Regions from separate parts of the Mus musculus genome. Here all the other regions are linked to region 2. Evidence: chromatin loops called from intact Hi-C (ENCODE). Cell type or tissue: left cerebral cortex. All regions are shown on one strand. Each heading gives the region's core, and the rest is flanking DNA. Links, peaks and the distances in the headings are about the cores only.

What was found. A loop is a pair of places that touch in the nucleus more often than their neighbours do. Peaks named below come from ENCODE experiments on the same cell type or tissue, not always from the same donor. Only the 100,000 strongest peaks of a DNase experiment are listed, where the experiment ranks them.
Region 1: it touches region 2 in a loop (4-fold over the local background); 10 of 42 quality-filtered maps call a loop at or near these places.
Region 3: a loop joins it to region 2, with 3 times the contacts of the local background. A loop is called at or near these places in 29 of 42 quality-filtered maps.

Annotation. Positions count from the first base shown.
Region 1 is chr13:96,922,448-96,933,150 of GRCm38, reverse strand. It overlaps Gcnt4 (glucosaminyl (N-acetyl) transferase 4, core 2 (beta-1,6-N-acetylglucosaminyltransferase)), which reads right to left and starts at 8,438. Exons shown (of 3, transcript NM_001166065.2): 1 at 8,203-8,438. In left cerebral cortex, for the core only: a CTCF peak has its summit at 6,384; DNase peaks (open chromatin) are centred at 7,097, 7,750, 7,924, 8,506 and 5 more places; H3K4me3 peaks cover 2,843 bases; H3K27ac peaks cover 5,378 bases.
Region 2 is chr13:97,003,025-97,013,727 of GRCm38, reverse strand. No RefSeq gene overlaps it. Among named protein-coding and RNA genes, the nearest start is that of Gm41028, 7.9 kb to the left of the region's middle. In left cerebral cortex, for the core only: a CTCF peak has its summit at 5,343 (motif pointing right); DNase peaks (open chromatin) are centred at 3,401, 5,397, 6,165 and 7,454; H3K4me3 peaks cover 1,430 bases; H3K27ac peaks cover 911 bases.
Region 3 is chr13:96,849,339-96,860,041 of GRCm38, reverse strand. It overlaps Ankrd31 (ankyrin repeat domain 31), which reads right to left. Exons shown (of 26, transcript NM_001370928.1): 17 at 8,249-8,386; 18 at 7,299-7,441. Among named protein-coding and RNA genes, the nearest start is that of Gcnt4, 70 kb to the left of the region's middle. In left cerebral cortex, for the core only: CTCF peaks have their summits at 4,670 (motif pointing left) and 6,593 (motif pointing left); DNase peaks (open chromatin) are centred at 4,655 and 6,571.

The DNA of each region.
Region 1 (10,703 bases), core at 1,880-9,879, 81 kb after region 2:
TGCTGCTTCTCTCTCTAAATGAACTTCAAATCAGGTCAAAGTGAGAACTTGTTCAACAGCACAATCCTGTATATAGTCAAGTGCAAAAATATGTCTCGAATATGCTGAACTTCTCATCCGTCTAAATTTGGAGGTAGATGGAGGCTTTAGGTAAACATCTGAAGGAAGACAGCCTGCAAGATTTACCAAATTAACTCCAAGTGCTGGCGAGAACTGCAGTTGGCTGACGAGGCTTCCCTTAAACACCCTCCAGCACATGGCGAGCCAGCTCTGCATGGCTGTTAGTCACAGGCAATAGTCCACCCAGTGTCTAGCATCATTCTGTATGTGGGCTCCCTTCTTGAGATGTTCTTATCACACAGGGACTTTTGAGGCAGGTTTTCAATAAAAAGATATGGTACCAGGTGGCTCAAGAATATTTTGAACAGCTCAAAGCCAGGAGTGCATCCCTCACCCCTTCCTTCTGGCCCCATCTCCCAACTTGACACACATTTGCCCCCTCCAGCTGACCTCTGGGTACATCCTACAAGTTTAGAATTGGGAACCAGTGGTTTTGAGTCCCAAGTCTGTCACCAATGAGATGTCCTGAAAGCTGGCCTCTACCTACCTCCTAGTCTAGGAAGAGCAAGGCAAGCTCTGACTCCCACCATGGTGAGACAGTAGTTGAATTAATGCTCTGAGCATGCTGTGTGGCAGGACAATTGGATAGCTGGTTGTCAGCCTAGAGGCATTTAAAACAGCTGGCCTAGTACCAACCGCTGCCCTACAATCCAGGACACGGAGTCCTGCTTAAAGCACCTTGTCCACTCCACACCCAGGAACTGTCATTGAGGGGTAGCCGTTACAGGTTCCATAGGCAAAGGCTTTTTGGTTTGTTTTTCCTCTACTTACAGTTCAAGGCTGTCAGGCAGGGACCCACAGCTGTACATACAACTATCTCCAAGTCTGAAATTCTGAAAATACATTTTAAAAAAGAGGGACTTGACTCATGGGATCACAAGACAGGCAAGTGAAAGGGTTAAAGCCAGTGAGAGTCCCCACCCCGTGCTATGGTGATTTTGGTGTCTTGGTTATAACTCCTATGTCAATTTCCTTCTTAAACCCTAAAATGTCTATTATCCTATATTTATACACTAATGAGGATCATAAAGATACATTTTCTGAGTCTCTCTCTCTCTCTCTCTCACACACACACACACTATATATATAAAGTGCATAAAATTGGCATACACAGCAGGGGTGGAGTTAGTGATGGCCATGTGCACGTTGGAGAGGTGACAGCCTGGGAGCATCCCAGTCCTGGAAGCTGGGCGCTCAGTCCAGGTCTGGCACTGAAGCTGCGTGCTCCCTGGAGAGTCGCTGGTATTGCAGGCACATTAGAAAGCCCAAGAAGCTGGAGTCTGGTAACATGCAGCACAAAAGCTGTACTTGTCTGGAAAGAAGAGGAAGACAGAGGGACCCTTTCTCTGCAGGTTTGATGGAAAGGTGCTGCCCATCCTGAGAATATGTCATTGCCCCACAGGTCAGTCCTCTCGGGAGACACCCTCACCTCACCAGTTCAGAATTCCTCCTTAATTCGGTTGAGTGGCTGACAAGGGCCAATTGTCACAGTGTGCAGAGACAATGTCTTAGACAATGTCTTAGCTAGCATTTGGAAATGTCTCTTTCATGGTTTGGTGGTTTGAATCTGCTTGTCCCAGGGAGGAGCACTATTAGGAGGTGTGGCCTTGTTGGAGTAGATGTGGAAGAAGTGTGTCACCGTGGTGGTGGGCTTTGAGACCTTCCTCTTAGCTGCCTGGGGGACAGTCCTTTCCTGGCTGCAGTTGGATCAAGATGCAGAACTCTCAGTTCCTTCTCCAGTGCTATGCCTGCCTGGACAATGCCATGCTTCCCCACCATGGTGATAATGGACTGAAGCTCTGAACCTGTAAGCCAGCCCCAGTTAAATGTTGGCCTGTACAAGAGTTGCTTTGGTCATGGTGTCTCTTCACAGCAATGGAAACCCTAACTAAGACACATGGGTTTCTTTTTTTTTTTTTTTTTTTTTTTGCTATGGTGATGGCTTTCTCATGATCCTTTCTTAGGCTCTCTTATCCCCTCCCACATTCCTTCCTTCAGCTGTGCAAACTCCTTACCATTCTAGCCGTGTTCCTGTGCAGCCTAACTCACGGCTGCTCTGTGTATCATTCCACATCTTTCTCCTGATCTGTCTGCTGCAAGTCTCTGGATCTGGCAGCTGAGGGAAGGCAGGATGACAGCTGGGCAGGCTACCACAGAAGGAACCTGGTGGACCATGATGGCTAAGCAGAGCCAGGTCCCTACTCTGCCTAGGTGGAATGTGGGGGTGGATGCACCCACCCTGGTCTTTCAGATATTTACACAGGCGAGTGGCAGGCTGGGAGAAGAGCCCGGTGTTCATTTTGTGCCATTGTTCCGGGCCTGCCAGAGTGCTTCTCCGCTGCCACTGCCACGTGTTGCGCAGCCCTGGTCCTCTCCATCTTGTAGACCACCAGGAGAAGTAGAGAAGCTTTACTGATCCTTGGACCTAAGCTGTATATATATTACTGGGACGGACAGCTATACCAAACTCTTCTAACCGCTGAACAAGGCTGCTCTCTCAATACAGGCTGGGGCTCAGAGCAAGTGACAACCCTGCTGCCTCTGGACAGGGCCAGAAAGAGTTAACTTTCTGCATTAGCTGCAATCCATTTTAGAGCAGTCACAACAGCAAGGCAAGGCAAGGCAAGGCAAAGACTTCCTGGCTTTAATGAGCAGTTCAGCCCATCAGGAGTCTGACCCTTAGCGGCTCATGCTGCATTGCACAGAGAGCCAACCCCACGGAGACTTAATTCACCCTAGAAAACGTATTCCTCAGCAAAATAATAACACCTCTGCCTAACCAGATAAGAGCCCCACACAGATATCTATCTGATAAGCCCTAAATAACTAGGGCACAATAACACTGACATGATGTCTGAGTAGAACCCTCTACAACTGCAGCCCCCCCCCCCCCCACACACACACATACAATGCCTTCGGGCAGGTGGTTTAGCTGGTTGTAGCTATCTATACTAGAGTATCTAATAAACTCTAGTCCCGTCTTTTTGTGTTGTCTTGTCTTGAATTCTTTTACCACCTACAGTCACTGGCCTGTCGTCACAGTTCCCACGCAGCATAACCCATCCAAGATGAGATAGGCTGATGGGTCATGCCTAAGCACAATTAGATCTTGGTCAAAAGGACAATCACATTGAGTTTCCCTTTAACTGGATTAGAAGGAGAAAAACAGGCTGGACAGCAGAGGATGTGACCAGCCAAAGAAATCTGACTGGAGTGTGCTCATGTTCAGGACACAGTATGCTGCCATCAAATATGTCACCCTCTTTCTCACCTCATACACTTGGCCATCAGAGGAGCAAGCTCACACCCTTGAAAGCAGGAGACAGGGGGCTGAAGAGACAGCTCAGGGGTTCAGAGCACTGGCTACTCATGCTGAGGATCTGGGTTCAGTTCCTGGCACCTACATGGTGGTCTAAAAGCACCCGTAACTACAGTGGCAGGATCTAAACCCCTCTTCTGGCCTCTGTGTGTATCAGGTATGCGAGTGGTACATATATGTGCATGTAGGCAACCATAACACAAAATAAAAATTGAGAGAGTTCTCACAGAAAACGAGCAAGTGCCCTGCTTGTCACGGAACCTGCACGAAGCTTGCGGTGCTTGCCTTTCTTCCTGGTCCTTTCTCCTCTCCACCCACCACGGGAGGCCTCTTGCCTTTGTCCCACTTTCATAGCTGGTAACAGTTTGTCAGGTTTCCATCAAATGCATCGCTAGTCTTCATTTTCTTATGAGAGCTCCCCTGTCCCGTAAGACTCACTGCATCTGCCCATAGGCTTCTGATCATTCTTAGGTAGATGGCGCCAGGGTTTAGGTCCTGCAATTAACCCTAAGAGAATAAAGGTGACCACCCCTGCATCCCCCTCATCCCCGGCCCCACACACAGGGGACTCCAGCAGGAAACTGAAATGAAGCAAAGAGGAATTCTAATGTGCGAATTTTACTTCCTGAATTCACTTTTATGTCATCTATGCTGCCCCTCCCCCACAGCCCCTGTCACTATTGCTGACCACTCTGTCCAGGGGCTGTGTGCTGGGATAGGGTTACATAAGCAGGGCTGACACTAAAAGAGTACTTTCAGAATAGCAGAGACTCAAAGGCGACCACTGCCAGGAACCACCGGCCAGGGTCATTCTTCTCATGCTGGCTCCACAGGACTACAAAAGAGGCCCCAGTTTTGTGCCTCATTAGCTTCGAGAAGGGCCACTAACAAAGAAACCCACATGTCATTAATTCATTGGCCTGGACCTTAATGACCCAACTGGCCAGATAGTTTTGTCACGCTTGGATCCTGAATGATGACATCTAGATGCAGAGTGAATGCATTGGCCCCAAACATCAACTGCACGCCCACCACTGACCAATGCTCACTGCAGGAGCATCCGTGGAGAATGGCTGACTGCACTTGGCATGAGTCACTGTTCAGAAGGAGGTCGCCAAAGGAGAAAAAGAAAAAGGCAGCGGTACAAAGCCACCACTGACCTGGATGGCTGACAACCACAAGACTGCAGAAGGCTGAAGCCCTGAGGGATCTGAGGTTAGACCCAGCCACCAGGAAGGGACAGCTGACAACCTGTGGAGTGGCTCTGTGTCTTGCTCAGTACACTTCTCCCCAAGGATTTTTAGGGAGGGATCTGAAGCAGCCTGCCCTGAATATGATGTCCCTCATGAGGAAAACTGCAAAGTGAGGGGCCAACGAACAAAAAATTCAAGAGGAACAAAAGCTGCTCTGAGGATCTAGAGAACGTACGAAAGCTGGGCCCAACATCTCCAGAGGTTCCCACACAGCCCCCTGGGCGGGCAGTCTCAGAAGTAGTGCTTCTAAGTTCCCAGGTAACACTGAAGCAGCTGGCCTATGGACACACAGGAACACTGCTCCAACCAACAAAACTATCATTTGTTTCTTGGGCTGCTTATCTGCTTTATCATTCTAGCTAATTATCTAGTTAATGAATTAACTTATTTATACAGTTTCATATATTCTAGGCTAGCCTTGAACTGACTACATGGCTACAGGTTACCTTGAACTGGCCATGTTCCAACTTTTGGTTGTGAGCCCAGCCTTTAGTGGTTGAGTCATCTCTCCAGCCCATGTTCCAACTTTGATATGCTAGGATTGCATGTGTGTACCATGTAGGCTGCCTGGTTTTTGATACCCTGTGTCCCTAATATTTTCCTAAGGCATAATGGCCTGTTTCCCAGTAAATCCAAATTTGGGGGAATTTACTAGTTTTAAAACCTTATACGTGTTTTTGTTTTTGAGACAGTTTTTCAACTGTCTAGCCCTGGCTGTCCTGGAACTCACTTTGTAGACCAGGCTGGCCTCGAACGCAGAGATTCACCTGTCTCTGCTTCCCATGTGCTAGGATTAAAGGCGTGCACCACCAGATCTAGTTAGATCCTCTAAGATTATACATTTTCTAAAAATTCAGACTGCTCAGTAGAGATCCAGCCTTCCCTTCTGTCCACCTCAGGCTCTGTCTGCTCAACCTCTCAATGCCGCTTTCTGGCATTTTATATAACCCAGCCTCCTTCTGCGCTTCTCCGTTTTCCTATATTTTCTCACTACGAGTTCAGCAGAACAAAGTCTCAACATAATAAGGAGTGGGATGATATCCGGCTTCCCTACCTTCTGAAAGAGTAAATACAGACCTAACCCTATCCCCTCTACCCCCACCCCGAAATCCACATGGAACCCACAATTCCTGTCTATTAGGACAGGACAGCTGCATTTAATTCCTGATTAATCTTGGTCCCCCCCCCCCCTTATTCTTGAAGTTTCAGACTTTAGACCCTGGTAGGAAAATTACCAGCATATGGCAATGCATATCAAATGCATGCAAAGCAATGCAAATTAACACCAGACAAGTGTCTTTAAAGGGCTTGGGCCAAGTTTGTCCGCCCCACTAAAACTGATGCTACCTGTTCTGTGCCTCCCCAATACGCTCGCAAGCAGTGGATCCTGTATCGCCTTCATTCCTTCCTCCTTCTTCCCTCCTCCTCCTCCTTTTAATTATTCTAGACAATTCTGAATCTATGTAGCCCAAGCACATTATGCATCCTCCTGCCTCAGCCTCCTGAGTCTTGGAATTCCAGATGAGTGTACCATGCATGGCTTAGATTCTCTTATTTTAGTTGGTCTCCAGTCACATTCAGCACCTGACACTGATAGGCTAGGGAGAGCGCAGCCCTTACTCAGAAGTTATCCAAAGGGACAGCGGCTTTAACTTACTTCTTGTTGGCTCTATGGCCTTTGCAGTTCTCCAGGCAGCAGCCAGGGTGAGTGCTTAGTGTCTGGGCTCAAGAGATTGTCCTACATCAGCCTCTCAAGTAGCTAGGCCTGGGAGCCTCCGGTACCTGCACCTGCACCTGGCTACTTTTGTTTTTAAACACAACCATGTGAGAGGATACTCACAGGTGTGAAGATGTTTCAAAGACCCACCCACGCCACGTCACTGGCCCACTTCCCACCATTCCTCAGTAACACCATCTCCATTGTCCTGTCAGGCTCAGTGGGCGGGACCTGGCCCGACTGCTCCTGCTCTCCTCTGCTCTTACCACACTCTTTACTCCCCAAATCCCTCAGTTTAAACCATCCCTACTAAGCCTTAGTCCACTTTCCATTTTCTAGTAAGGGACTTGCACCCCAATAAAAGGTGAGCTTCAGCAAGGGCCCAGCTCACTGTGATCACACAACACCTTGGTTTGGCCAGCTGACTTTTGGACTCCGGGTTGCTCAATTTTATTGTCTCCAGGTGTTGTTCCTGCTGCACAAATCTAAGGAAAATCTCTGCAGCTTACTCAGCGGAACTCACACTGTGTAGTGCTAATGATAAGCCCCAGGGAACCAGGTCATTCACATCACCTGTGTCTCCTCGGTCAGGGTAGAAAAGGCAGTGTCACATACAGCCTCCCCAGCCCCTTCTGCGAGAGGAGTTTATTCCGGAACTGTTTTCATCTGGCCTTATTGCATATGCATATGCAGGGTTTACCAAATGACTCTAAACCTGGCCTCTCAAAGGCAAGAGTATGCACACCTTCCCAAGAGAGCTAGCTCTCTATCCGGTCTTCCCTGTGCCACACACCTCTGTCCATCTCTCTAATACAGTAACACTCAAGCTCAGCATTTCTCAGAGATCTGGATACTTATAAAGTGCAATACAGACAGTTTGCCTCAGTAGCTCACTTAAAGACCTTGCTTATTCCAGGCACTAGTAACGAAAGCTGCCAAGACAGACTATTAGTTGCTAGATTTAGGCTTAATAAATAACAAGGGCATGTTTTATGGGTACAAGATTTTTAAAAGGCGATTTCACTGACTCTCAGTCATACAAGAGACTCAATATTATTCCAGCTCATTTACTCTTCTTGTTTATTGCTCTTAAGTTTTAAAGGTTAAAAAAAAGCTGTGGGGTATGTGCCCCCACACTGGTATCATCCCCTCCACTTGCCCAGCACAGGAACAACCCTCGGGATTTCCAAGCCCTACCTGGACCTCGACGCTTTCATTCTCACACTGCGCTCACCTTGGAGGCACACCCACGTACAAGGGGTTTCTTAAGTCTCTTCCCTTGGGCTGGGATTCCCCGGCGGTTCCCAGCCTTCAGGGGAGACGCCGCCGCTTCACAGCGGGGGACAGTTTCTGGCGGGCTCTGCGGCAGGAAAACTTGACCTTAAAACGCAGGAAGCTCGTCCCTGCAGAGGCCACGGGCTGGGACACACTCAACCTGAAGCTTGATTCTCCCAGGACCTCTGTCCCCGCCACTCTCTGGAGAAATCCCGCGTGGAGCCGAAGCCCGGGAGGGCTCCCACGCGGGCCCCGGGAACTTCGCGGGGTACCACTCACGGTTGCGAAGCTGCGGCATCTGCTGGACGCTCACTGCGGTCGCCCCGCCGTCCTCTCCACCTCCGGGGGACCCGTGAGCTCCGCCGCCAAGAAGCCTAGATCCAGTTAGTCCCGGGTCGTGCCGCCCCCGCCGCGGCGTGCAAGTTTCCCCCGAAGGAAAGCGAAAGTAGCGGGCGGGAGAGGGGTCGCACGCGGCCACCCAAAGCCCCTCGCTTGCCTACGTGGCCAAGCCGACCTACCGGGGAGCTGAGACCCCCGGGCGCAAGGTCCCCGCTGCTGCGCCACCCCGGTGCTCCGGGCCACACGCACTGCCCCGAAGTCGCTCTCCCTCGGCAGGGAGTGGGGTAACGCCGAGGCCCCAGGTGACGCGGGAGAAGAGAGGGGCTCGCCACCGTGCTCCCGCAGGGGGTCCCCGCACCGCACTGGGGACCGAAGTTTCCTGGCGCGGCTCTCCGGCCGGGCTACCCGCTTCTCTGCAGCTGTCCCTCCCGCAAGACACAACTAGGCGTGGGCAGAAAGGATTGCTAAGTGATTTGTCCAAAGTCCCGGAGAGGGCGGTGACAAAGCAACTCACGTCTGCTATTCCACTCTGGGCTCCGGGGCGGCAGGACTCGCCCTTGGTCGGATGCAGCGGGCTCTCCAGGGCGAGGCCAGCATCGGCCAGCGCTGCCTAGCCAGGCGTTATCAGCGGAGTGGGAAGGTGGAGTGTTGCAGACTAATTAGGGTACAAAGTTGTGTTTTAATCAGTGCCTACATGCGGAATACGCTTCCTCTTTCCCCTCCGGCGGGGGGTGAGAAAGAGGGTGATGCTGCATCCGGCCGGGTTGGAGTTCTCAGAAAGACTGCTGGAAAAAAGGTACACGCCCATTAAACCAACTGGGCAGCATGACTCCCAGGGTCCTTGTTAAGGGGCCTTGTGTGTTTGCTTACATTGTAAAGCAGGCACTGTAGGTGTGTAAGTGATTCACCCCAAAGGGCCTTCCTAGTGGGGTGTCAGAGGGAGACTTCCTGGAATCTGCCCGCAGAACAAGAGTAGCACTAAGCAAGACAGTCGCAATTGGCTTGTTCTTTACTGTTCCATCTTTAAAATGGACTGAGGCTGCGGCATGCTTGGCGGGCTGGTGAGAAGCTGGGTAGGACTCAGAATCCAGATTCAGTCAATTCCGAAGTGTCGGACTATCTCAGCCGAGAGCTCCAGTTTCCCTACATTGGCTTTAAAAAGTGTGCAAGTCCCAGGATCAGAGGATCAGAGGTAGGCGGATCAGAGGTGAGGACACAACATCTGTCCCCAACACCCGGAGTAACTGAGACCAGCGGGACCCAGGCACCCAGGAACTCCGCCAGACCAGTGGCATGGGTTCCTTCTGGTCTGTCTGGGTTGGCGTCCTTGGGCTCAAACTCTGCAGCCAGCCCCACAGCAGCCAGTGGCAGCTCCACTCTTAGGCACTCTAACTCACCCAGGATCAGAGGATCCCAGGATCCCAGGAGTTTGGTCACACTAGGATCTCAAGGTCCCAAAGGCAGCTTGACTACCAGAGCTCGGACACACCCAGGATCTCGGACACACCCAGGAACTCCGCCAGACCAGTGGCATGGGTTCCTTCTGGTCTGTCTGGGTTGGCGTCCTTGGGCTCAAACTCTGCAGCCAGCCCCACAGCAGCCAGTGGCAGCTCCACTCTTAGGCACTCTAACTCACCCAGGATCAGAGGATCCCAGGATCCCAGGAGTTTGGTCACACTAGGATCTCAAGGTCCCAAAGGCAGCTTGACTACCAGAGCTCGGACACACCCAGGATCTCGGACACACCCAGGATCTCAGGATCGCAAGATCCCAGAATCACAAGATCCCAGAGACAGCTTGACTTGGAGGAATTCTGACACAACCAGGATCACAGGAAGGACAGGCTCCAGTCAGTCAGGGCAGGTAGCACTAGAAATAACCAGATAGTGGGAGGCAAGTGTAAGAACAGCAACAGAAACCAAGGTTACTTGACATCATCAGAACCCAATTCTCCCACCATAGCAAGTCCTGGATACCCCAACACATCGGGAAAGCAAGATTCAGATCTAAAATCACTTCTCATGATGATAGAGGACATTAAGAAGGACATAAATAACTCCCTTAAAGAAATACAGGAGAACACAGGTAAACAGCTAGAGCCCCTAAAGAGGAAACACAAAAATCCCTTAAAGAGTTACAGGAAAACACAATCAAACAGGTGAAGGAAAGGAACAAAACCATCCGGAATCTAAAAATGGAAATAGAAACAATAAAGAAATCACAAAGGGAGACAACCTTGGAGTTAAAAAACCTAGGAAAGACATCAGGAGTCATAGATGCAAGCATCACCAACAGAATACAAGAGATAGAAGTGAGAATCTCAGGGGCAGAAGATACCATAGAAAACATTGACACATCAAAGAAAATGCAAAAAGCAAAAGGCTCCTAACCCAAAACATCCAGGAAATCCAGGACACAATGAGAAGAGCAAACCTAAGGATAATAGATGTAGAAGAGAGTGAAGATTCCCAACTTAAAGGGCCAGTAAATATCTTCAACAAAATTATAGAAGAAAACTTCCCTAACCTAAAGAAAGAGGTGCCCACGAACATACAAGAAGCCTACAGAACTCCAAATAGACTTGACCAGAAAAGAAATTCCTCCTGTCACATAATAATCAAAACACCAAATGTACTAAACAAAGAATTTTAAAAGCAGTAAGGGAAAAAGGTCAAGTAAC
Region 2 (10,703 bases), core at 1,342-9,341:
TTCTCTTCCTCCTCTTCCTCTTCCTCCTCCTCCTCCTCCTTCTTCTTCTCTCTCTCTCTCTCTCTGTCTCTCTCTCTCTCCCTCCCTCCCTCTCTCCCCACCCCCCATCTTTCTCTCAACTCCCCCTCCCCATGCCCTGAATTGTGGCTGGTACCCCAGGGGGGAAGGGATGTCTTATCATGGACCTGCAGAGGCACCCCCTTCCCCCACACCATACCGTGCCTCCCTCAAATATATCCCTGGTTTCTCTATCTTTTTATAAAACACAACATCTCCCAACATCCCTCAGTCCTTACCAGGCATACCCTGCCCCCAACCTTCAACTTTTCAGTCCAGGGGCTTCCCTCCCTGAGGCTCTTCCCTGTATAATCCAGACATTTTGTTCTCTCCCTCTTCTCTTCTCTCTCCATGCACGTGCCCCCTTCTCACTTTCTTTCACCCTCCCCTACCACCCTCTTCCCCTTGTCCACTTCCCTGGCCTTGGTCCTTGGGGCCAGTGAACTCATCCAAGAGCAGCTTCCCAATAAACCTGCCTTTAATATAACCTAATCTGTCTTGAAATGGCTCATTTCACCAGTTGCAAAGAAATAACCTATCAGCAAGACCATAGTTTGAAGCACTTTTCAGCGATAAAATAAATTGAAGACAATAGCTTCGTTGGATGACATCTTTGCATCTTGAATGAGATAAATTTATCACTGCAATGATTAACTCTAACAAGCCTCAATTTATCTGAAAAGATCTGATCATCCCAAATGGAATGTCGGTTTTGGGGAAAAAATTGGATGAAAATAAAATGTACATGTTGCCGACCTTGTTTGTTAATGTAATTTTAGAAGGGTGACAGTTTTTCTCTAACCCTGGCTAGCATCCAAGTAATTGAGACAGAGACTAAATTTTTATATTATATGCTTACAATGCATAGCTGAGCAGTTATTAATCTATTCTAAACCTCTAATCTAATCTGGCTATCCCCAGCCAAAACCCCCATGATACTCACAGTTTAATGTTCTAGCTCTCTCTGTTTCAGATGTTTTTCCCCCACGGTGTCTCAGACCCTCTATAAGCATAAAGTTCTTGTACACTGTTTCCTCTCGGGTTATTCAAATGCTGATTTCTCTACCCTTGTATCTTACATCAATGGGACATAGCATGCTTACATCAAGAAACTCCTGTTTCAGGTTTGTGTAAACAGTTCTGATCACCCAAATGGCTGGGCAGAATAGAAAGTGGGCAGGACTTACATCATCCAAAGGAGGGAGGGAGAGAGGGGAGAGTCAGATCAGCCGGGGGGGGGGGGGGGGGGGGGGGGGGGGGGATGGAGGAATTGGAGCCATGAAGAAGGGGTCTGAACTGTTCTACTATTTATTAGTCTCAATCGGGGATTTCTACCCCACCTGTCTTAGTCAGGGTTTCTATTCCTGCACAAAAATCATAACCAAGAAGCAAGTTGGGGAGGAAAGGGTTTATTCAGCTTACACATTCCACATTGCTATTCATCACCAAAGGAAGTCAGGCCATGGAGGGATGTTCTTTACTGGCTTGCTTCCCCTGGCTTGCTCAGCTTGCTTTCTTATAGACCCCAAGAGTACCAGGCCAGGGATGCCACCACCCACAATGGGCCTTTCCCCCTTGATTGAGAAAATGCTTTACAGCTGGATCTCATGGAGGCATTTCCTCAACTGAAGCTCCTTTCTCTGTGATAACTCCAGCTTGTGTCATGCTGACACACAAAACCAGCCAGTACACCACCTTTGATCATTCTGATCATTTTAACCACTTTGATCATCCCCAGATAAAAGACATACAATGTTTATTTTTTGTTTGTTTGTTTTTTCGAGATAGGGTTTCTCTGTGTAGCCCTGGCTGTCCTGGAACTCACAGGCTGGCCTCAAACTCAGAAATCCGCCTGCCTCTGCCTCCCAAGTGCTGGGATTAAAGGTGTGCACCACTACTGCCCGGCCAATGTTTATATTTCTAACAAGACTTTAATGCACTAGAGCTGGGCAGATATCTATCCACTAAGCTACTAGAATCTACTTTCCCATCAATAACCCCAAGTTATAACCTGCCATGTTCCATCGAGCAGCTCTTAACTCCAAATGACTCCCTCGTGGCTATGTTTTCATGACTCACCTACCCCATGGTCTCTTCTCCTCTCTCCACCTCTTTTATTTTTCTTCATGATCCTCTTCAGACCCCCAGCCTGGCAATCAAAACCCTAACTACCTCTCTTCTGTCCAGCTATGGGTTGTTGGCATCTTTATTTAACCAACAGCTTTATTTTACTTATTTATTATTTTGGTTTTTCGAGACAGGGTTTCTCTGTGTAGCCCTGGCTGTCCTGGAACTCACTCTGTAGACCAGGCTGGCCTCGAACTCAGAAATCCACCTGCCTCTGCCTCCCAAGTCCTGGGATTAAAGGCGTGCGCCACCAAGCCCGGTTTAACTAACAGTTTTAAATTAGGGAGCTCGATCACATAGCATTACTTTGTGTACATGCAGATTCTCTCACTCCTGGGGGCAACCAGGTCTTGGGGGCCAGCATTTAGCATTACAATGCATAGCAAAAGACCAAACCTCTACCCTGAGAGAGATCACAGAAACACACCTAAGCCTGAAGAGCCAGATCTATCATAATATGTAAGTATCATGGGGTGGGGCTGGGAGGTAGCCCGATTAGTATAGGATGCTAAGGTAGATCATTCAACTGCTTAGCTATTGGGGCACAGTTTTGAATGAATTGTGTGTGTGTGTGTGTGTGTGTGTGTGTGTGTGGTTATTGGTGACTAGCATAAGGTAAAGAAATACAGCTGTTTGATTAACTCACTGCCTACATTTATATTAAGAATAATTAATTTATACCTCTCCTAATGGTTTGGTCTTCTCCTGTCTCTCTTCCTCCCCTAGACTGGTGGAAGCCCATCACTATTCTCTCTTCTGCTCAGTTATTGGTTGATCAACTTTACTGACAAGTCAGAGAATAAATAAGGAACAATGTTTATAGAAACTTGAAACAGGAGCTACTTGGAATAAGCATTACAGTGCTGTGTCCCATTGGAACTAAATATGGGGGCAGAGAAGTCAGCACTGAATAGGACAAGAAAATCATCACACAGTGCACAAAACCATGATGCCTACATATCTGTGTTCTTTGAGGAACATGACCTTGAATCAGATAAAAAGATTACCATGATAATTTCTGTGAAAGAACACTTGGACATGCTTGTAGATGAAATTTCCTTGCATTGTTTTCAATATACCAGATGTCCTGTTTGTACTCACCAGAAAACCACTCACGGTCAAAGCTGAAGATATTCCTGAGCAACACAAGAAGCAACAACTTAATTAAAGTCGTTAACAGGGGTGCAACAAGAACTAAGCTCTCCGCAATGCCGCTTACAAACTTCTTGACCAAGTGTTTCCAGTCATATCACATTCTGTCTGAGAAAGTGTTTGCCCTGCCTCCTCCATTTCCAACAATATATCTTTGTGAGACAGCTTTTTATAGCTTGATGGTTAGCATGTCTAAATATAGACATAGACTTGTAAAAGTTGATCTTCATTGTGCTCTTGCAAAGACTCCCAGAGTTTCTGGTGGGAAAGAAGCAATCTCAACCTTCCCACTGACATTGCTCTTTTATATATACTGTTGCAAAATGTAGCAAGGTAGTTTGCTATTATTAGTTTAAGACTGTTACCCCATGCTACACCATGCTTTAGGATAAAATTTCATTTTTTTTGTAATTAGAAGTATTTCATGATATATAATTACATATTTTGTAATTAATCACTCTGCTTTAATTTTGCTCAGCTTTAAAAATGAAAACACATCCTGTATAGCAGATATTTACAAATAGCAAAATTACAGTTATGAAGTGGCAGTGAAAATAACGTTATGGTTGGGGGGTCACAACAACATGTATTAAAGAGTTTCAGCATTAGGAAGGGTGGAACCCACTGCTCTAGAGCTGGAGATACAATCATGACATAGACAAGGAGAGGAATTGTTAGAACACGTGGAGGGGAGAAGTAGCTGAGAAGACAGACTTTAGAAATTGGGGTACAATTTGATGGATGACAGACGCGAGAAGAAACAGATGATCTGTATACACGTCGTCAGGGAGTCAGATCAGCAGCTTGGTTCGGAGAGGCTGAACTCTGTGGAAGGGAACTGATATATGCCAATCCTGGGCTTTGTCACCACATGTAGGAAAAATTACAAAGTAAATAAAAAATAAATAAAAGGAAGAACACGGGGCTAGAGAGATGGGTTAGTGGTTAAGAGCACTCACTGCTCTTCCAGAAGTCCTGAGTTCAATTCCTAGCAACCACATGGTGGCTCATGGGATCCAATGCCCTCTTCTGGTGTTCTTTGAAGACAGCTACAGTGTACTCACATACATAAAATAAATAATCTTTAAAAAAAAGTTGGAAGAACGCCACTGATTTTAAATATGGTGAAGAAAGTTTATTGTAGATAGCATAGACAGAGGCAAGGACTTCTGGGAGGGTTCAAAGCTGACAAGTTTCTGAGCAGGAACTTGTGAGGGAAGAGGGGAGAGGAGAGGAGAGGAGAGAGGAGAGAGGAGAGAGGAGAGAGGGGAGAGGAGAGAGGGGAGAGGGGAGAGGGGAGAGGGGAGAGGGGAGAGGGGAGAGAGAGCCAGGAGAGTAAAGGGTAGACAAAAGCCCTGGTAATCAAAATGGCTGCATTATATAGGGAAGCCCACCGAGGGGAAGGAAGGGCAGCCCAGCTTCTGAGCTGGAGAAGTTTACGGTAGGGGGTAGGGTTTGTCAGCCAGAAGGATCCTGTAACACGTAGGGACTGAAGGATGTTGCTGTGATGTGTTAAACAGGCACCTCAGTAAACAGTTTGTTCCAGTTGGAGACAAAGAAGGAGAGACACACAGCAAGGGACCCAAGTAGTCCGCGGGAGTGCAGGGAGATGACACGGCTCCCTTTCCCGGGATAACTCTGCGTTTAAGTGATTTTTTTCTTGGTTAAGGATGGTTCTTTTCCCCTAATTAAGAATTGCTCTGTTTAGACGGAGGAAGGCCCGCAGCTTTAGTGAAGCACGCCCAGACAGGCTTTCAGTTTATCTGATCAGCCTGGAATGGCCACGGGAGTGCGAGGTGAAACCTTACTGGGGAGAGAAAAAGCCTGCCAGATGCTTGTCTCAAGCTGCCAGGCCGTTGCTTCTGGTGCGGAGGGCGGTGGAAAGGCTGGAAATGTTCTGGTTTTTGTTTTTGTTTTTCTATTTGTGGCACTCGCCTCTATTTGCCTGTCAGGGATCTAATTCCTAGTCTCTCCAATACACGGGCAATTATTTTTTTTCTCACCTCTAGATGGAGCTAGCTAAAAGCAACTCGTCAGGATTATTCCTGGCTTAACACCTTCTAAATCTATGTTTTATCTTTGCTGCCTTGTTGCCTTCTGGGAAGAAGTCCTCCCCCCCCCCCACCCCCCCCCCCGCCTCCTTTCCACCTGCATTGCCGGATGATTGTTTTTCTGCAGCTCTTAAATCTGATCCCTTTCCCTCTGAGTCATGGCGATTGTCTTCTCCCCCTCTCTATGTCCCTTGCCCGTGCAATCTAAAAGTCCTGCCCCATCTCCTTGTCCAGCCATTGGCTGTATGGCAATTCTTTATTATCAATCGAAGCCAGCTGGGGGCAGCGATGCTCAGGTCTGGATGTGCGGCTTTTGGGAGCTGAAGTAAGATAAAGCATTAGAATCAGTTTCCAACACATGTGCATAAGAATGACATAATTTACTATATCTCATGTACCTTCTAATCTTTAGAAAGCATTTTTCTTTCTCCACGTATATGCATGTTTACATGTATGGGGAACATGTGGAGGTGTGCATGTAAGTGGATATGAGCGCATTATGGAAGCCAGAACTGTTTTCAGAATTTTCTCCCATCGTCCTTCCCCCTTATTCAATGGGACGGGGTCCTGTCGAATCCTGTTTCTCTGTGGGGGTGGGGGTGGGATGTGCTCCGATCACTATCAGAAGGCGGCGGTAAGTCCGAAGTGGAAAGTACACAGAGGTTCCCATCTCCTCTCTGGGAACCGTAGGGAGTGGGGAACAAGGGGTTCATTTAACTTTCCCTCCCAGGAGGACTGCGTGTCAGACAGGGAGGGGAAAGGCAGAGCCAGGAACTGGGCGGAACCTGATCGGAGTGAGTGTGGAGGGTGGAAAGTACCGAAGGGGCTGAAAGAGAAAAGCCTTCCTCGGGAGTTTTAGGTTCGGCTCTTTAAGATGAAAGCCTTCCCATGGCGATCCCTTTTTTCCCCCGGAGTCAGGGTTTCTCTGTGTAGTCCTGGCAGTCCTGGAACTCAGTCTGTAGACCAGACTGGAACTCAGAAGTCCGCCTGCCTCTGCCTCTCAAGTGCTGGGATTAAAGGCGTGCGCCGCCACGCCCGATTTCCCATGGCGATCCTAAAGAGAAGATGATCCTTGCTTGTTAATACTGGTTTATTTGACCGTGGATGTGAAGGCATACCCTTTATTCAGGGATAAAATACCTTCTGTGGGAAGGAATACCCAGGAAGGGGTAAGCTCACTGGCTGAATACTTGGGGGGGGGGGGGGCTATCTATCCTCATTGGCATGGAGAACTCCAGATGTTTATGTTACACGATCCAGCAGCGCCATGGTCCTCAGTGGGGTATCATGGTTCCAGTACAGACAGAGGTAGGCAGGGGATGGCTCCACTCCTGTTCTCAAAGGGTCTGAGTTCATTCAACCTTACCATTCTTATGCCTGTCTGGTCACAAGGTCCCACATGCCCTACAGGGTCTTTAACCAAACTCAGAGCTAATTGATTATGGCTACTAGCCTTGCTAACCAGCTTGCTTTGGGAGCCCTCTGTCACTTTAATGTCTATGGCTTTCTGGTAAATTGGAGTGTAGTTTTAGTTGTGAGCCTAGTCTTTAATAGCTGAGCCATCTCTCTAGCCCAAAATTGTTTTTTTTTCCCCCCGAGACAGGGTTTCTCTGTATAGCCTTGGCTGTCCTGGAACTCACTTTGTAGACCAGGCTGGCCACGACAAAATTGGAATTTTTATAAAGTGATAAATCTGAATAATTTCAAATTGCTCAGATTTTAATGTTTGCATTTCATAGAGTTTGCTTTGCATTTATAAAGAGATGTTCAAGCCTATCTGAAGAAAGGATGTCAGATGGATGTCTTCATGAGGAAGACTTCCGGCCTGCGTGCTGTGTAGACTCTGCATATTTACCCTGCTTGCTCCTGCAGTATTTTTTTTTTTTTTTGTAATTTCCCCCTTTCAAACAAATGCAGATGGGATGGTGAACATAAACAATCGCCCTCCAATCACACCCACCCAGCAGCTTCCCTACAGAGTGTCAGGCTATCCTCTAATTTAGGATTCCAGTGTGCTGACACCATTCATTGTTCTTTTACTTATAGCTCACACCACACACACACACACACACACACACACACACACACACAGATCACACCCCACGCACACATGTCACACACACTCCCCTCATATATCACACACACTCCTCCATACATCACACACCCCCACATATCACAAACATCACACACATCACACATATACACACAATATCCCACATACATCACACACACCTCTCTCTCTCACACACACACATACCCCACACATCTCTCTCTCTCACACACACCACACATATCACACACACACATACATACTCCCACACACACACACATACCCCACACACACATATCACACACACACCACACACACCTCACACGCACTCACATCACAAATCCTTTGATTTCAACCCCTTGGTTTTGATGTGAGTGAACCATATTGAGCCTTTGTTAGACACTCTAGTTTTTTCTGGGACAACGTCAATTGCTTCTCAGGGGTTTGCCTCTGAATTCTTTGCTGTTCACTGGAGCTCTTGGGGAAAGTGGGTTAACTTTTATTGAGTCGTAAAGTGTGGTTTAAGTAGATGAGACACATTAAAAATCAAGGCAGGTATAGAGATATATGTGCCCTGAGGTGACTTCTTCCCTTGCCTGACCATAAAGTTCCCTGTCCTATGTCACAATTGTATTAGTTTTAAAAAAAATATATCCTTCCTGTGTGTCTTTATATAAACACAAGAGAGCTGTCTCTACCCTTCACAGAGCTAAGTTTGACGTTGCTTAGCTGTTTTGTTACTTATATTCGGTGCTTGCTTTTGAAATCAAAAGTATCAATGGATACTTTTTATCTTTTTATAACTCTGAGATTTTACAAGGCACAATTCAATCCGAGGTAGAGATCTTATTGATAATTGCAGAGACATTTGCTAGTTCATAATTATCCAACTAGATTAGCTCCATGCGTTTTTTTTAGTGGGTGGTGCAGTGAAGGCCAGAAGTCAACCTCTAGTATTGATTCTCTGGCACCGGGTACCTTAATTTCAGAGACAGGATCTCTCACTGGGACCCGGAACTTTCCAGCCTAGGCCTGCAAATCAGTGAACTCTAAGTACCCAATTGTTTCTGTGTCCCCAGCATTGGGGTTACAAATGTGAACCACCACGCCTGGCATTTTCATGTGGGTGTTGGAGCTGAACTCAGCTCCTCAGACTTGCATGGTGAGCACTTAACTGTGCTGTCTCCCCTGTCCCTTGCTTTGCTATACTACAGTTGTTGGCTTGTCTGGCTTTTCATTCTTGATTTTTTTTTAAACCAAAGAGAGAATTCATTGGGGGTTTAGTCATCACCTGAAGTCAGAGGGCATCAGGGGACTGAGGAGGAGAGCGTCTTTTCCCCAGAGCTAGCCCCCACCTAATGTGCTCTTTAATTTAATTTAATTTAATTTAACTTAATTTAATTTTTTTTTAAGATTTATTTATTGATTATATGTAAGTACACTGTAGCTGTCTTCAGACACTCCAGAAGAGGGAGTCAGATCTCGTTACGGATGGTTGTGAGCCACCATGTGGTTGCTGGGATTTGAACTCTGGACCTTCGGAAGAGCAGTCAGGTGCTCTTACCCACTGAGCCATCTCACCAGCCCTTAATTTAATTTTAATGAAAGTTATGTGTTTATTATAAATATATACAAAATTGAGAAAAGTAAATGTTTATAAAAAAATTCAGAGCCGGGCATGGTGGCGCACTCCTTTAATCCCAGCACTCGGGAGGCAGAGGCAGATGGATTTCTGTGTTCGAGGCCAGCCTGGTCTACAGAGTGAGCTCCAGGACAGCCAGGGCTATACAGAGAAATTCTGTCTCAAAAAACCAAAAGAAAAAAAAAAACCAACAAAAAAATTCAGATCTCAGAAATTATCATCAAAAACCTTGATATTCACCCCCAAACTTTTTAGACATTACAAAATACACCCAAGGTCATAGTATCAATGTAATACAACTCAGAATTCACTTAATAAAAGGTTTCTGTACTTTTAGAAAAAAGTTTTTGATTGTTTGAGATTGCGACTCACTATGTAGCCCAGGCTAGCTTTGAACTCACTATGTAGCTCATTCAGGCTTATTTTGAACTTGAAGTGAATCTTTTGTCTTGGTTCCTGAGTGTTGGGATTACAAGTATAAGCTACCACACCCAGCTATAAGTTAGAAATTCTCTAATACTCTGGCAATATCTGGTTAGTGTAGAGCATATATTGTTTTCGTGTCACCGAGATCTGAGTGTATATCGGGGGCATCTTTGGGTGTGTTGCTGACTGACAGTGTTAACTCATTCTTGTGAAACGAGAGTACCTGTATCTCCCTTTAGAGACTAAGTCTGGTAACACATGAGCTCTGTGTTTATTGAGTCATCATTGTCCTTTTGCAAGAGTCAGAAGCTGTGACCTCTGGGACAGCTCCTCGGTTTGTAAGTAAAGCTTTATTGGAACACAGCATTGCTCATTTGCCTATATATTGTCTGTGGCTACTTTCATACAAAAACAGTGGTTGTGATGAATTCTTTGGTCTGCAGAGACTGCAATGCTACTGTTGGGCTGTAGTGGACTGAGTATTTGTGTAGCCCTTAGGTTCACACCCTACATTTTCTTTCTTTCTTTCTTTCTTTTTTTTTTTTTTAAGATTTATTTATTTATTTCATGTTCGTGGGAACACTGTTGCTATCTTCAGATACACCAGAAGAGGGCATCAGATCTCATTACGGATGGGTGTGAGCCACCATGTGGTTGCTGGGAATTGAACTCAGGACCTCTGGAAGAGCAGTCAGTGCTTTTAACTGCTGAGCCATCTCTCCAGCCCACACCCTACATTTTCAAAACCCAAGATGATAGTATTAGGAGGAAAATGGGTGATAGACCAATGCTTTCCTGAATGGTTGGTACCATCATAAAATCATCTAGGAAGGAGCTCCCTCAGTCTTTTATTGGCCTATAGAGACACCACTAAGAAGATAGTTGGAAGAGAGGTCTGGGATAGCCTGGCTATACCAGCTCCCTCCAAAATGATAAACAACACACTTCTACTACTTAAAAGCAAACCTGGTTTGTGTTACTTTGTTACAGCATCCCCAATGAATTAAGACATTGGTCCTTAACTGGGTGGGTAGCTGCAGTCTCAGCACTATGACAACCGAGGCAGGAGAATGGCAAGTTTGATGCAAATCCCCTCTTCCCCCAAAACATTGACCTTCTATAGAAAAAGTTTGTTGATCCCAATTAAAAAGCAGCAGCACTATTTAAAAGCACAATCAGACACCCCGCCTCCACTCCC
Region 3 (10,703 bases), core at 1,195-9,194, 150 kb after region 2:
GCCTGCTTCCCTATGTACCGCAGTCTCAAGTTCCACGCGATTGGATTGGGGTAGGCGCTGTGTTCCACTCACCAGAGGTCTTAGGGTCCCGTGGGGAGTCCCGTGTGGGCCCTTGCGGGTGTTGGGCAAGACTCTGCTGTCAAGGTAGCCCGGGGCTCGAGTCTCGAGTCGAGCGGAAGGGACTTGTGCCCCAGATCAGGCCCGGGTAGCCTGCTTCCCTATGTACCGCAGTCTCAAGTTCCGCGCGATTGGATTGGGGCAGGCACTGTGATCCACTCACCAGAGGTCTTAGGGTCCCGTGGGGAGTCCCGTGTGGACCCTTGCGGGTGTTGGGCAAGACTCTGCTGGCAAGGTAGCCCGGGGCTCGAGTCTCGAGTCGAGCGGAAGGGACTTGTGCCCCAGATCAGGCCCGGGTAGCCTGCTTCCCTATGTACCGCAGTCTCAAGTTCCGCGCGATTGGATTGGGGCAGGCACTGTGGTCCACTCACCAGAGGTCTTAGGGTCCCGTGGGGAGTCCCGTGTGGGCCCTTGCGGGTGTTGGGCAAGACCAACATAATTCTTTATTAAATTAATTCAAATTCAAATAGCAAAATGTGGTTCCTAGCTTTTGTACTGGACAGCACAGGTGTACACAGTGCAGATTGAGTCATTTGTATGAAAATGTGGAATCACTGATACAGCCCTACTGTACAGCCCAACCAGCAGGGGGACAGAGTAAAGAAGATGGTAAGCCTTGCCTCTGGACTACATTTTAGTACATTTATACTGCAAGTTACCAATCCACTGTAGTTAATGAAGCTCTATTTGCATGAGCATCTCAGGGAAATTAACCTACCAACCTAATAGCCAACCTAAAATTTTCTCTATAGAAATACATATTCTAGTAGTTATGATCATAAGATATCAAAGATGGAGGTAGCACTTACAAATGATCTATTCTAACTCTGGCATTTTACAGAAGGAAAACAAATGACCAAGCATTTCTAACATAAATAAGATTACCCTCAGCTACTCAACATTGAGTGTTAGGAGGGCTAGAGAATTGGCTCAGTGGATAAAGGTGCTTGCTGCCAAGCCTGATAACCTGAGTTTGATACCTGGGATCCACATAATAGAAGAAAATCTACTACTACAGGTTACCCTTGAACTTCTGTGCATGCCATGATTACCCTACAAGTGCCCATACATATAGCCCCCCCAACACAAATGGATGTAATAAAAATTAAACTAAACTAAAACAAAAAGTTGTATGTTAACACGGTGGTTAATCACAACTGGTTGTAGCTCTAGTTCTAAGAGATCCAACATGTCTTCTGATCTCAACAGGTTCCTGCACACATGTGGTACACAAATACACTCAGGCACACACACATAGATAAAATAAAAAAAAATAAAGTAAGTTTAAAAGAAGTTGCACATTAAAAGTTTGTAATTTAACAAAATTAAGAAGAGCTAACCATTAGAATACATTATGAGTGAATCAGGCCAAGAGCCAGAGATCCAAAACTATGGAAACATCTGATAGCAAAACTATGGTCAGTATTTGAGTAAAATGGATGCACACTATGTGACAATAGATTTTATCTTTCTGCTTATATAAAGAGACAAAGGAGACATTTAAAAGTCACTGAGCCAACAGACAGGACTATTTATCACAAACATGACGTAGGAAATAGAGCTGCCCATAGCCTTAGTCATCCTCTTTGACTTTACTCACGGCTTTGAAGGGTTTTTTATTTTTTCTATTTTCATAGTTTAACTTACCAGAGTTGGTAAATGATGCCTATTAGACTCTATTTAAGAAGTATTTGCCTATCTGAAAAATCATGAAATTTTCTTCTGTTTTCTTAAGGAAGTTGCCTTAATTAACTCTTTCAGGTCCATGACCCATTTTAAGTTATTTTTTTATATATAGTAAAAGATAAGGGATTATAAAATTTGCAAATAAAAATCTAAAAATTTCCATTCTATCCAAATCATCTCTGTATCATGTCGGAAATCAGCTGATCACATTTGTGGGTCTATTTCTACATGCTGCTTTCTGTCCAATTGATTTGTGTATAGAACTCAGTGGTCCTTAATTGGGGTGGGTTTTTTTTTGTGCCCCACAGTATGTATGCAGCACGACATATTCATCAATGTCTGGAGACAGTCTGGTTCTCACAAGCAGAGGCTGTGGAGTCATCTCCAAATGTCAGTGGTGCTATTGCTGAGATACTCTGGCCTGATGTGCTTGTCTTTACTATTACAGGTACAGAGTAAGGATCCACAACTCTATAGACGGCATGAACTAAGACTGCACTTTCAACCTGTCTCAGCTATTTCACATTCTTCTCAGTTCCGTATAAATGTCAAAACAAGCCTATTAGTTTTATGAAAATCTCTTGAGATTCTGCATCTCACTGAATCCATTTGCTAACTTAGTTAAGAACAAACACATAAGCAACAGTAAGTATTTAATCCATGGACACAGTTCATTTTTCCAAATAACCAGGCATTTTCTGTTTTCAGTCTGTTAATTTGATAGATTATACTGACTTTCAAAAGACTAATCTCAGATTCCTGATATAAATTCTGTTTGGTCATGTTATAGTTGTATACATTTCTAGAGTCAACATTATATTTTAATAATTTTTCCAAATATATTTTTATTAGCTTAAGTTTAATTGTAACTTAATTGTATTTAAATCACAGCATTACTTTTTATAAGACATATTTCTCTATTAAAATCATTTTTAGGTATTATCTATTATAGTTTCAGACAAATTATTGTTCATTGGGCTTAGAATTTTATTGCTTTACAAATTTTAAATAAATTTCTCAGAATACAAAATAATAGGTTTTATTATGAAATTTTCATGCATGTATATTATTGAGCCTTGCTCTTATACACACACACACACAAACACACACACACACACACACACACACACACACACACACACACACCACTTCCCTTGCTCATTCCTCCTCCTCCCTCTGGCTGGTTTCCTTCTTGTCCTAATGGTCCCACGTATATATAATTAAATCTAGAATCGGTATAAGAGAAAATATAATTATTTTTATTTCTTTCCCATTAGCTTCCCGTGTTCCCTCTTAGCTGAAGGGAAACAAACCCGCACATAACTAAACACCAGAGCACTCTGGGGCAGCACAGTCTACTCTCCTCTGCCTCTGTACACATTCTCTTGCCCCCTTTTCGCTTCTTTCATAACAGGTGGATGTAGGGATCAGAAGTCACCATGCCTTGGTACTTAGTCAATGAGACATTTTTAATTTGTCACATACTCTTCTAATAGTAAATAACTTTATTGTATGAAATTTACAATTGATTATTTCAATTTCTCACAACCCATTTCTTTTGGCCACTCTTATCTTTTACTTTACTCAAATACATGAGTGCCACAGTACAATATTATTTTCTTCCAAGCATTTAACCTTTTCTTTTGAAGATATGTACAAAGTGAAATTCTTTAAGTTTACCTAATTATCACATATAGAATCTCATCTTTTATAATCTACTCTTCCTTGTAGCACAGTCTTTCTTCTTACTAAAGAACTTTGACATTAGGAAATTATTATTTTTTTTAGACCTTTTCTTCATTATATCTCAAATGCTATCCTGAAAGTTTCCTATACCCTCCCACTGCTCTGCTCCCCAACCCACCCACTCCTGCTTCCTGGCTCTGGCATTCCCCTGTACTGGGGCATATGATCTTCTCAAGACCAAGGGCCTCTCCTTCCATTGATGGCTGACTAGGCCATCTTCTGCTACATATGCAACTAGAGTTACAGTTCTGGGGGGGTAGGGGGTGGGGTACTGGTAAGTTCATATTGTTATTCCTCCTATAGGGTTGCAGACCCCTTCAGGTCCTTGGGTGCTTTCTCTAGCTTCTCCATTGGGGGCCCTGTGTTCCATCCAATAGATGACTGTGAGCATCCACTTCTGTATTTGCCAGGCACTCGCATAGCCTCGCAAGAGACAGCTATATCAGGGTCCTGTCAGCAAAATCTTTCTGGCATATGCAATGGTATCTGGGTTTGGTGGTTGTTTATGGGATGGATCCCCGGGTAGGGCAGTCTCTGGATGGTTCTTCCTACCGTCTTAGCGCCGAATTTTGTCTCTGTAACTCCTTCCATGGGTATTTTGTTCCCCATTCTAAGAAGGAACAGAGTATCCACACTTTGGTCTTCCTCCTTCTTGAGTTTCATGTGTTTTGCAAAGACATCAGGAAATTATTATTTTATTGTACGTATATGGGTATTTTGCTGCATATTATTTTTTATGTGTATTCGCATTTTGCTTTCTATGCACCATGAGCATGCAGTGCCCTCAGAGCATCTGATCATCTGAATCCGGAATTACAGATGGTTGTGAGCTGCCATGTGGGTATAGTCTGGAAGGTATAGTCTGTGCTCTTAAACACTGAGCCAGTATTCGGCTTTATACGTTAATATTTTGAATGCAACAAATTAGGAAACAAATTCTCTTAACCCTTATTTATTCAAAATGTCTGTGCTCCATATTTACTAATTTAAAAATTAGGATAGGGTGCAGAAATGGCTCAGCCATTAAAAGATCCACATCCAAAAAGATTAAAGTAAAACATACTACCATCTGTAACTCCAGTTCTAAAGGATTTGATGCCCTCTTCTGGCCTTCTTGGGCACTGCATGTATAGGATGCATAGACACAAATGCAGGCAAAACACTAATACACATAAAATAAATAAAATCTCAAAGACGGAGGGGGTAATAAGGATGCCTGTGGTATTCTCACCAGCCGCTTTAGCTCAGTAAGTAAACTATATATCCACTGAGAGAGCCAGTCTCAAAACTAAAACGGATAATGATTAAGCAGGAAACTTGCTATTGACCTCTGGGTTCCACAGGTATGAAAATTCACTTACACACAGACCTACACACAACAATAATAAAAATAGTGGGCACTGAGTCACTCTAAATAGCTTCACTAAGCAGAAACACGGGATGCATATTCGTAGTTTTGTTTAGGAAGAGAATAATGTTTTGTGAAGAATAGAACACAAGACAACACTTACATAGATACCTCCATATTCCACCTGTCTTTTTTCTTTATAGTTCATAGCTGTAACATTAATGCAGTGATGAGATCAATTTTAGACAAGATTATCACTATATACTAAGTTCTATACGTTTTTTAAAAAATAACATCTCCAAGCCAGGCAGTGGTGGCACACGTCTTTAATCCCAGCACTTGGGAGGCAGAGGCAGAGGCAGGCAGATTTCTGAGTTCCAGGACAGCCTGGTCTACAAAGTGAGTTCCAGGAAAGCCAGGGCTATACAGAGAAACCATGTCTCAAAAAAAAAAAAAAAACCCAAAAAACAAGGCTGGTGAGATGGCTCAGTGGGTAAGAGCACCCGACTGCTCTTCCAGAGGTTCGAAGTTCAAATCCCAGAAGTCACATGGTGGCTCACAACCACCTGTAATGAGATCTGACTCCCTCTTCTGAAGTGTCTGAAGACAGCTACAGTGTACTTACATGTAATAAATTAAGAAAAAAAAACAAAAAAAAAAACCCCAAAACAAAAACATCTCCAGCTGTCCAATACAAATACCAATGATAGAATTGTTAAAATGTACTCTTTTTATTTTTAGGATAATAGTCTAAAATTGATTTCTCCACTATTAAAATTTATTTATGTGGCAGAGAATGTCATCATGTAGTATTTATACTTATAACAATAACCCCCCATTCAGTTAATCAATCAGATAATAAAAAGTTTTTCTCACTTAATTATAACTCACCAATTTGGCTTACTAGCCAGATCTTGTAAAAACAACAGATTCTTAAGAATTTGTTCATTCATTATTATTTTAAATACATGAAAGTCCAAAGAGTTCCTCAAAAGAAGCCTACCTATCTTGGTCTTAATATTAGCTCATATCTCCTATCTCTGTAAATATAAAATTCAGTAACATATGACTATTTTTAGGCTGAAATAGCATGGGAAAATTTACAAAGTTATTATTACTGTGTTCTTAAGGCTATATACATATAAATAACTACTCAAGAGAGTTTCAAAACATTTCGTGTTCATGTCCATGTGTGTGTGTGTGCACATGTACACATGGTTGAAGGCCAGAGGTCACCCTCCAAAGTCATTCATTATAAGTCTTGAACCTTGTTTTGTGAGACAGGGTCTCTGGTCTCTGAGACAGGGACACTGGAGTCTGGTGCATCCTGGTTAGGCAAGGGAGTCTGGTCAGTGGACCCCAGAGAACTGCCTACTTCCATTCCCTCAACATTGGGTTTTCCTCATGTGGGTTCTAGGGATGGAACTCAGGTCCTCAAGTTTGTCTTCTGACTGAGTTGTGTCCTCAGCCCTGTGTTATTTTTGGTAATAGTAAGACTTCTCCTCCCTAGATCTGTCAAAAAGATAAGAGGAGAAGAAAAAGAAGGACGAAGGGTACTGATGATGAGTTTAAAACCAGTGAGTTCTGGGGCAGGAGAGATGGCTCAGTGGTTAAGATCCAGGGAGGATTCCAAACAACCACAGCAAGTAACAACCCTGTTACTTCTGTTCCAGGGAATCTGATGTCCTCTTCTGGTCTCTGAGGGTACTGCATGGATGTGGTACACACACATTAAATGCAGGTAAAACACTCATACACAAACAACAACAACAACAACAATTCTCTTTTTAAAACCTAGAAACAAAACTCTTGAGTTTTAAGGTCAATATTTGAAATAGTGTGTCATTGAAACAATGGCCTTTTAGTTTCCTGTGCATGTTTACTGAATTGCTTGGTAGAAAAAAGTAAAGTAAACAACACCGCACACATCAAGCAGCAATCACTTCGAGCCTCCCCTCAGGACTACTGAGAAGTTGTAGGTTAGAAAAGAATGCCTCAGACGGGTGTCGGAATCATGCTGTCTTCCGGAACACAGGCGGTTGAAGCAGAAGCTAAATTTGAGGCCAGCACTGGCTGCACATTAAGATCCTGTCTTAAGAACCAAAATATCTGTCACATGTGTCATCACTAATATCAGACCCTTTGTGGAATCATCTTAGACAATTAAAATTAAAATTAGATTCCTAGACTGTTTTCTTCTGACTTACATGACATGTGACAGACAATGGAAAGATAAGTCATTAATATGTGTACTGAATGCCCACACAACATTGTATCTTCATTCATAATTTTAGCAGGCTTTAAAAACATGTACTAGTTAGTATAAGCAATCACGTTAGCTCTCACTTGAAATATTTTCATTTCCACTCATTTTCCTAAGAAAACAGACAAGCACCATTACCTTTAAATGATTCCCCGCAGAAGCACCATGTAAAGGCACAATCCCATCTATATTCTCACAGTTTACATTTGCACCGGCTTGTAATAACTCTATAATTACATCATCAAATCCCCCACTAGCTGCCTTGTGAAGGGGAGTCCAACCTGGAAAAGAAAAAGTAACAAAGCTGCTCCATAACCATTAAGACGCATGCAGGATCTGTGTTTTGAGGGGTCTTGTGCTAGTGAACTCAATAACTATTAAAATACATGAAAATGTACTAAGTATTGAATAGGAAATAATTTTAGAAGTATTGTTTTAAAACATAAAAGCCTCATTTTTGGAAAAAGGGTAATCTCTTCCTAAATAGGGTGATAAAAGTGGCAAAACAGGAACAGGAAAACTGCTAATCATTTCAGCTTAGTTTTGATAATACCCAGCTTTCTTATCTCAGATTTGCAGTGCTACTACGTTTCTATTTAAAGTGGCACCCGACTCAGTTAAATCTTTGCATTTCCCTCTTTAATTTACACAAGACTGTTTTCTGTATAAGCATAATGTCACAAACATGATTTTTAGAACAGGTTTTGAACAAGAAAGAACAAAAGAGGAAAAGAGGGAGTCAAATAAAGGGAGCAGAGAGTAGACAGGAGTTGGGACATTTTGCATTTCCTCCTGAATCAGGGAATGGGATTAGAGCTTCCCAGGAGAAACCTAACTCCCTGCCCTTCTCACTCTGTGCATCCTTCCGAATGTCCTAATTATAAAAACTGTTTCAAAGGAGACAGTCATTGAAATGATGATAAATCTTATTAGTCACTAATTTACCAAACTAAAATGTAGTATAAAAATACAGTTCAAACTTAGCTAAGTATCACCCAGTATCAAAATTAGGGGCAAAGGAAAAAACAAAACAAAACAGTATTTCAGTGAGTTCAAATGAAAAGACAAACAGTCAAAAGGCCTCAAACCTGCATTATCTCTGAGATTCACATCTGCTCTAGCTTCTATTAGCACTTTCACTCGGGAAAGATTTCCTCCTCTGGCAGCCACATGGAGCTGACTTTCTCCTTTCTTGTTCCTCTTACCGATTCCAGTTGTGTTCACGCCTGTAATTATAGCAAATCTGAGCCTTATTTTCTGCAAAATGCTCATTGTTTATAAAGGACCTTAGAAAATATAGATTTATTTCCTGATAATACTATAAACAGGATGTACTACACTAAACATGTAACTATTTTCTTTTAAAATAAAGATGGAGTGTTTATTTTTTGTCACAGTTCCAGGTAAGAGACCATCACTATGTAGGGAGTCACAGGAACAGGAGTTTGAGATAACTGGCTAAGAATCTTGCAAACTGATTATATTTAAGTATATAGAAGGTATATAATAGATAAAACTCCTGGAAACACTGGGAAGTTTTAATGATAAAATTGATACTACCTACTGGATATCATATTTGCTTTTACTAGATGTCTCCTTCAAGGTGTTTCTAAACTGGGAACATATCAGTTAATTTTCAGAATTAATTCATGCTAAGTGAGCTATAAAATAATTTTAAAAAAACTGTATTATGATTTCTTGGACTGAAAAAATTGCTGCTTTTGGTTCAAATCTTAGATTGAGAAGAAATAACAGTGGTTTGCATTGATTCAAGCAAATATTCAAACACTTGGTTAAAACAAACTTGTTTCAGTTCCACACTCATCTCGATCAGTAGTCCTGTGACAATGGAGTACATTCTTTTTCTTAAAATAACCAAATTCTGGCATTACAGAAACTTTCAGGCTGTCTTTTTTAGCGCATGCCTGCAATCCCAACACTCAGTTGGGAGGCTGAGGCAAAAGAACCTTGAGTTCACCTGGGATAGATCATGAAACTCTATCCTTTCTTACAGCTGTTGCTCAGTGTGCATGTTCCTAGCCCATATGATGCCAAGTAACAAACTGGCCTTGGATTCTGATTTTCTTCCATAGAAAATTCAGTATAAAATCACCTTCCAAGGAGCCTCTTTTTTTTTTTCCATTTTTTATTAGGTATTTAACTCATTTACATTTCCAATGCTATACCAAAAGACCAAGGAGCCTCTTTTAAAGTCTTTTCTTTGCAGTGTAAGTTAAGAGAGATGAAGTTGGAAGTAAAAACAATGAACAGATCATGTATTTCCTCCCTATACTCTGCTATATTACAGTGCCTTTAAAAAATTTTTTTTTAACTATCAAAGAAAATACAGAACAGAGGGTAGACTTGAACAAATTTGGGGAAGGGAAATTGGAATGTCTCTGCTAAAGGGTGAAATGCCTTAGCAGAATGTGGGATGCTCCAGTTCAAGTCCCTGCAAGGAGAATCATGGGAAAAAGCCTCTCTGATCCCAGGCAGTCAGCACTTCGGCTCATCAGTTATGTGTGGGCACAGGAAAACTGACTGATACAGAGTAAAGTTGGGACTCTGAGCTCCCTTTTCCAACTCTGAAATGAATGGCAACCATTCACTTCATCTTACAGTAAAGCCCTTCCTGAAACCCAGGAACCAAAAGGTTTGTTTTCTGCATGAACCATATTAGAGAAGATGGAGATTGATAAAAAGGCCAAACAGAGGGTTAGGGTAAGAAACAGAAGAATATCCACCACACCAACAGCAAGTGCACTGTACCTAGTGAGTCTTCTACAAACACAGATTCCCCAGCTCAAATCTACTGTAGAGAGCAAATCCTAAGACACCCTCTTCAGAACTGATGCTTGTTGTTTTATGTACTCTTCCCCCCTTGAATAATCTCCTCCTAACCAAAAAGAATACTTCAACACTGAGAGTATTTAACATCTTTGATTACGTCACTGAAGATTACAATACTTGATAACTACCCACAGACTCATCCTGTTGACTTCAGCTTGTATTTCCTGAAGGCAAAATAGCTATATTGGAGAAGTCCATTAAGCAACAAATTGAAGGTGGCCATCAGTCCAGAGGAACTGAGGCCTTTAGTACAATCACATTGAAGAAATAAATTCTGCAATCACATGATCTTAAAGTCCTTTCCTAGTCCAGCCTTTAGGTGAGAGCCAGTCCCAAATAGCACCTATATTGAAACCTATTAAAATTACTGCCAAAGGGCCTGGTGAATTAGTGTTAAAACTCCTGATCTATAGAGGACAAATGTGCATGTTGCTTTTAAGAACTATTAAGTTTGTGATAATTTGTCATTAGCAACATAGACAACTAGTACACTTAATTGAAGCAGACTCTGAGGGTAGGACTAGGCAATCCGTATTTTATTTTAACAAGCTGACCAGGTGATGCTGACACAAGCTAAGATTAGAGAACCACTGGATTAAGCATGAAACCCTTCCTGCCCTATTTATTAAATACCAGCAACCTAACATGTTAACTTAAGGTACAAGATAAAAGACTATTCTTTATAAAATGGAT